Regions from separate parts of the Homo sapiens genome. Here region 1 is linked to region 2. Evidence: read pairs that join two places in POLR2A ChIA-PET (ENCODE). Cell type or tissue: PC-9. All regions are shown on one strand. Each heading gives the region's core, and the rest is flanking DNA. Links, peaks and the distances in the headings are about the cores only.

What was found. ChIA-PET counts read pairs that join two places held together with the same protein. Peaks named below come from ENCODE experiments on the same cell type or tissue, not always from the same donor. Only the 100,000 strongest peaks of a DNase experiment are listed, where the experiment ranks them.
Region 1: POLR2A ChIA-PET joins it to region 2 with 18 read pairs; 1 of 35 experiments calls an interaction of 5 or more read pairs at or near these places.

What each region holds. Positions count from the first base shown.
Region 1 is chr22:31,206,051-31,208,959 of GRCh38, forward strand. It overlaps RNF185 (ring finger protein 185), which reads left to right. Exons shown (of 7, transcript NM_152267.4): 7 at 1-969. Among named protein-coding and RNA genes, the nearest start is that of LIMK2, 4.8 kb to the right of the region's middle. In PC-9, for the core only: no CTCF peak of the experiment used is centred there; a DNase peak (open chromatin) is centred at 1,431; H3K27ac peaks cover 488 bases.
Region 2 is chr22:31,601,015-31,603,923 of GRCh38, forward strand. SFI1 (SFI1 centrin binding protein) reads left to right here. Exons shown (of 33, transcript NM_001007467.3): 16 at 1,198-1,279; 17 at 1,593-1,771; 18 at 2,730-2,805. Among named protein-coding and RNA genes, the nearest start is that of MIR7109, 19 kb to the right of the region's middle. In PC-9, for the core only: no CTCF peak of the experiment used is centred there; a DNase peak (open chromatin) is centred at 1,587; H3K27ac peaks cover 808 bases.

The DNA.
Region 1 (2,909 bases), core at 104-2,603, 390 kb before region 2:
CCTACTTTGCCATCCACACTGCTCCTGGCTAACCCCAGCAATAACCAACAAATGGTAGGAAGCCCCATCTATTGCTTTTTCTCAATTATGACTGCATAGTTTATGGAAACAAAGATCTTGAGGAAGATGAGGGAAGCCCTCCCCTCTTCACAGTCCCCATCTCTTCTCCTTTGTACCTGTCAACACCAGAGTTCAGTGTTTAAACAGACAAAATATAAAGTATTGAGTAGGTGGTTCATATGCCGAATCCACTTGGTAGGAAGAAACCACCAGCTTTATAGTGTGCCTGATAGATTTTAAACATTCCTGGGCACCCACTCAAGAGTGCTCTTTTTATCACCTTCTGGAAATCCGCAAAGTTGCAGGGGCCTCTGGAGTGTCTCTTCTCTAGAGAGAATTGGTGGGACCCCCCTCAGTGCAGTGGCCCCAACTAGTGGAGGGAGAGAGGACTTAAGTCAGATGGACTCAACAGAAATGGGTTTCCAGAAGAATAATGAAAAGTTGTGGGTAGGAAAATGAATCATTTGGACTCTTCAATGAAATGGAGTGAGCCCAGGAGAGCTCAGCCAACAGAGGCACTCTGGGAACCTGTTAGTAAAGCCAGGCTGGCCAAATGCCATTTGATTTTGAACCTCGTAGGTCCCCACTCACCCTCTGCCAGGAGCTAAGTAAGGCAGGAGAGCTGACTTGGGACTCCTGGCTCGGCCCCAACAGGGAGCCCCCTTCCCACCATCCCTCGGCAAGCTCACCACCTCATCCTTCTGCCAAGGCAGCTTTCCTTTCTTTTGTGTGTTTTCTGTGTTCTTAGCCTCCACCCTCCTCCTGCCACCCTTGTGGACTAGGACCAGGTCCTGACCCCAGTCAGAAAATGATGATATGTACAGTGGCACACCTTAACCAGTCACTAATTTTCACTGTTGTGAAAGTGATTTGATTTAGAATTAAACAAATGGTTTTACATTACTATGAGCTTGGACTTCTTGTCTGTGTTGTGGAGGGCGAGTGGGTGGGGAGTAGTCACACTGGTATGCCCTCCTGGAGGCTCCTGTGCATCCTCCGTAATGTCACACTGAGAACGAAAGTCTTCAAAGAAGCTGGGCATGACTTATGCCTGTAGTCCTAGTTACTCTGGAGGCTGAGGCAAGAGGATTGCTTGAGCCCTGAGTTTCAAGGCTGCATTGAGCTATGATCATGCCACTGAACTCCAGCCTGGGTGACAAAGCGAGACTGTCTCTTAAAAAAAAGGAAAGAAAGTCTTTAAACGACTATTGATAATTAGAGATGATAAATGTAGGCTGGAGGCCTGGCTTCATACACAGCCTTGCCCAATATAAAACCTGTCTGACAGGCAGCCCCAGTCCTGACAAGTACATGGCATTCCTGAGCTTCGTAAGTGACAAGCTGCCACAATAGAGCTTAGCTTGTCACTTATCAGAGCCTTTAGAACAATCAGGTTACTCACTGTCAGCGTCTCTCCATCTGTTTAGTAACAGGGCAGGTGGGCTGTCAGCCAAGTCCTCTCTCTCGAGCAGAAGGTGTGTCCCTCCCTAAGGTTCCTTAGTAGCAGGGTGTAGTGTGAGATGGAAGATGTTGCTGAGGTTACAAATCTGGCCCAGCCTCAGCCTTCCCAACATGCCAGAGCTACAAGTAATTCCTCTGAAAAGAGCTTTTTTTCTTCCTCTTAGATTTTGATCTAACAGTTATCAAATTGAATAGTACCAAGATACAGTGGGGAATGCAAAGGTGAGGGAACTTCAGGAGCTCATAAGCCCAATGAGAAAAGACCAGGTTTTTTTTTTTTTTTTGAAAGATTTTAATTTTAGGCCAGGCATGGTGGCTTACACCTACAAACCCCAGCACTTTGTGAGGCTGAGGTGGGAGGATCGCTTGAGGCCAAGAGTTTGAGACCAGCCTGGGCAACACAGGGAGACTCCATCTCTACAAAAATAAAAAATATTAGCCAGGCACAGTGGTGCATGCTTGTGGTCCCAGCTACCCGGGAGGGAGGCTGAGGTGGGAAGATCACCTGAGCCTGGGAGGTCAAGGCTGCAGTGAGTTGTGATCATGCTAGTGCATTCCAGCCAGGGCAACAGACCCTTTTAGAAACAGGGTCTTACTCGGGTGCCCTGGCTAGAGTGCAGTGGTGTGATCACAGCTTACTGCAGCCTGGAACTCCCGGTCTCAGTAGGTTCTCCCACCTCAGCCTCCCAAAGTGTTGGAATTACAGGTTTAAGCCACCATGCCCGGCCTTAGGTTTTTGTTTTCGATGGGGAAAAAAAAAAAAAAACAGTAGTAGAACAGGACAATAAAGCCTCCATGTAGCCATAACCCAACTCCAGTAACTATCAACTCAGATCAGTCTTGTTGCATCTATACCTCCCGCACGCTGTTCCTCTCCCACTGTCTGAACTATTCGGAAACAAACCCCAGTCATGTCATTTATTAAGTATTTCGATATGCATCTCAAGTATTTTAAAAACAAGCAAAATATGCCGGGCACGATGGCACACACCTGTGATCCTAGCACTTTGGGAGGGTGAGGCGGGCGGATTGCCAGAGCTCAGGAGTTTGAGACCAACCTGGGCAACATAGTGAAACCCCGTCTCTACTAAAATACAAAAAATTAGCCAGGCGTAGCGGTAGGCGCCTGTAGTCTCAGCAACTCGGGAGACTGAGGCAGGAGAATCGCTTGAACCCGGGAGGCAGAGGTTGCAGTGAGCCGAGATCGCACCAGTGCACTCCAGTCGGGGCGACAGAGCAAGACTCCATCTCAAAAAAAAAAAAAAAGCAAAATACCTTTAAAAAATTTCTTAAAATCATCATATCCAATCACATTGTTCAGATTTCCCTAGTTGTCTCATAACTTGTGTAGTTTCAATTGAGATCCAAATCAGTTTCATACATTGCTA
Region 2 (2,909 bases), core at 112-2,611:
TTGGTCAATTGTCCCAGCACTGCTGCTGCAGGATTTGATGTTGTTAATGGTGATCTGTAGGCCTAGGCAGAGATGACAAAACAGTGGTTCCCAAACCTTTTTACTTTTCTTTACTTTTTTTTTTTTTTTTTTTTTTGCAACCTCTGTGGCCCAGGCTGGAGTGCAGTGGCACGATCTCGGCTCACTGCAAGCTCCGCCTCCCGGGTTCATGTCATTCTCCTGCCTCAGCCTCCCAAGTAGCTGGGACTACAGGCGCCCACCACCAGGCCCAGCTAATTTTTTATATTTTTAGTAGAGATGGGGTTTCACCGTGTTAGGCAGGATGGTCTCGATCTCCTGACCTCATGATCCGCCCACCTCGGCCTCCCAAAGTGCTGGGATTACAGGCGTGAGCCACTATGCCCGGCCAACCTTTCTACTTTTCTAATTCACCTGAAATACTTGTTTAAAATACTATTTCCTGGGACCCCCCCTCAGACTTGCTCAGTCAGCCTTAGGGGTCTGCCCCTTGTTTTTCAACAGGTCCCCAAAGCGTTGGTCAGCATGCACTGGAAAGGGCTCTCATGAACAATCCTTTATCAGTGCTGTTAAGTCAATATAGAATTAATGAAGACCTGGGGTCTCAGGGTCTGAGTCTTTTTCGTACGGTGTGAAGGCTTGGCTGATACCAGAAACAACCTGGAAAATGTTGGCCTTTTTAACAGTTTATGGTTTTTTGGCTGTCTGCTTTCCTTCCCTTTCTCTTTGTGTTGCTTTCTCCCTCATCTAAGCTTATTCACCTCTTTTATTTTTTTCAGAGACGGGGTCTCACTCTGTTGCCCAGGCTGGAGTGGAGTGGCGTGATCATAGTTCACCACAGCCTCAAACTCCTGGGCTCAGGCGATCCCCCCACCTCAGCCTCCCAGGTAGTTGGTACTACAGGCACACACCATCACACCCAGCAATTTTAAAATTTTTTTGTAGAGATGGAGTTTTGCTATGTTGCCCAGGCTGGTCTTGGCCTCCAGCGATCCTCCTGCCTTGGCCTCCCAAAGTATTAGGATTGCAGACATGGGCCACTGTGCCCAGCCACTTAATTCACCTCTTATACGATAGCATGGTATAAAAGGAAAAATCCAATTATTTGGAACTTCTAGTTCTGTTTGGGTTAATTTTTATGTTTGTTTTAAGTGCTTTACATTCTTCCTTGTTTTTTAGGGAGACATTAGAGAAGCAAGTATTTTCTCTCTGGAGGCAGAAGATGTTTCAGCATCGAGAAAACCGCCTGGCAGAGAGAATGGTAAATGGCTGTCCCTGAGGAGATGTGTGGAGGGGCAGGATCTGATTCAAGCCATTGCACTCACGGCCTCCCCTCCTCAGGAAGTTGCTCGGACCTCACTGGAGGGCCCCTGCCTGTGACTGTTGAGGCAGGGCAGGCTCTGGGGCATCTGTCCTTTCTCAGTGGAGCCTACAGACAGCTTCTGGGCTGGACCACGTCCTGACATCCATTCCTTTTGCCTTAGTCATTATTTGTGGCCTGTAAATTCTTTCCTGGCTTCTGTGCCTCTCTCCTACTTGATTTATTCTGTTCTCTCCTTCCTGTCCTGCCTCAGGCCATCCTTCACGCAGAGCGACAGCTTCTGTATAGGTCTTGGTTCATGTGGCACCAGCAGGCAGCAGCACGTCACCAGGAGCAGGAGTGGCAAACAGTGGCCTGTGCCCACCACCGCCACGGGCGGCTCAAGAAAGCTTTCTGCCTCTGGAGGGAAAGTGCCCAAGGGCTCAGAACAGAGTGAGTGGCCAGTTCTGCCTTACAAGCCTTTCCATCACAGGCCAGCTTTGCTTGTTCTAGCAGCACCATGAGCTCCAAGTGCCTGTCTGGAGGACTGCATTACCCCAGACTCTGGTTGTAAGTTCTGGAAGTTCAACCTAAAAGAGTCTTAAGTAAAACTAGGTTGGCCGGGCACAGTGGCTCACGCCTGTAATCCCAGCACTTTGGGAGGCTGAGGCGGGCAGATCACCAGAGGTCAGGAGTTCGAGACCAGCCTGACCAACATGGAGAAAACCCTCTCTATTAATAATACAAAAATTAGCCAGGCGTGGTGGCGCAAGCATGTAATCCCAGTTACTCAGGAGAGTGAAGCACGGAAATTGGCATGAACCCGGGAAGTGAAGGTTGCAGTGAACCGAGATGGCACCGCTACACTCCAGCCTGTGCAACAGAGCGAGACTCTGCCTCAAACGAACAAAAGTGACCATAGCCAGGGAATAAACTGATGGGCCCATATTGTGATAGCTGACTGCTGCAGATAAGGGATAGGGACAGCAGCTGTGGCCAGTGGGTGGGTTGTGGCAGTTTTTAACCACACCACGTAGTTAAGAGAGAGGAGGGGAGGCAGCCCAGTCACTATAGAGACTGTCCTGCTTTGGGGCCTTTCAGTGTCCACTGTGTGTTCTGAGGATCTCACTCCCTGTCGCACACTGACCATGTTTAACCAGTTTCTCAGTTGGGGGCTTCACACCTGCACATGTGAGCTTCAATGGCACCTGAAGCCCTGGGAAGTTGTAGGCCAAAATTTGATCATAGGTGCTTTTTTCTGAGACTGCAAGTTCTTTGGCAGCTCTTCAGAGAGGGTCTTGGCTCCCCCAAAAACTTAACCAGGTAGGGCTATGGACTATGAGGAGGAACCCATAGAGGGTGCCCTCACTGGGTGGGGGCTGCAGCACTGAGCTCTGCCATCTCCCCACAGGAGGACGGGCAGGGTGCGGGCAGCAGAATTCCACATGGCCCAGCTCCTGCGTTGGGCCTGGAGCCAGTGGAGGGAGGTAAGGCTTTGGTGCGAGGTGCCACCCGTGTATGACTTTTGGACAGGTGGGCTGTGTGTCAGCAGGACTCACAGGCAACATATGGGCCACACCACCTACCTCTG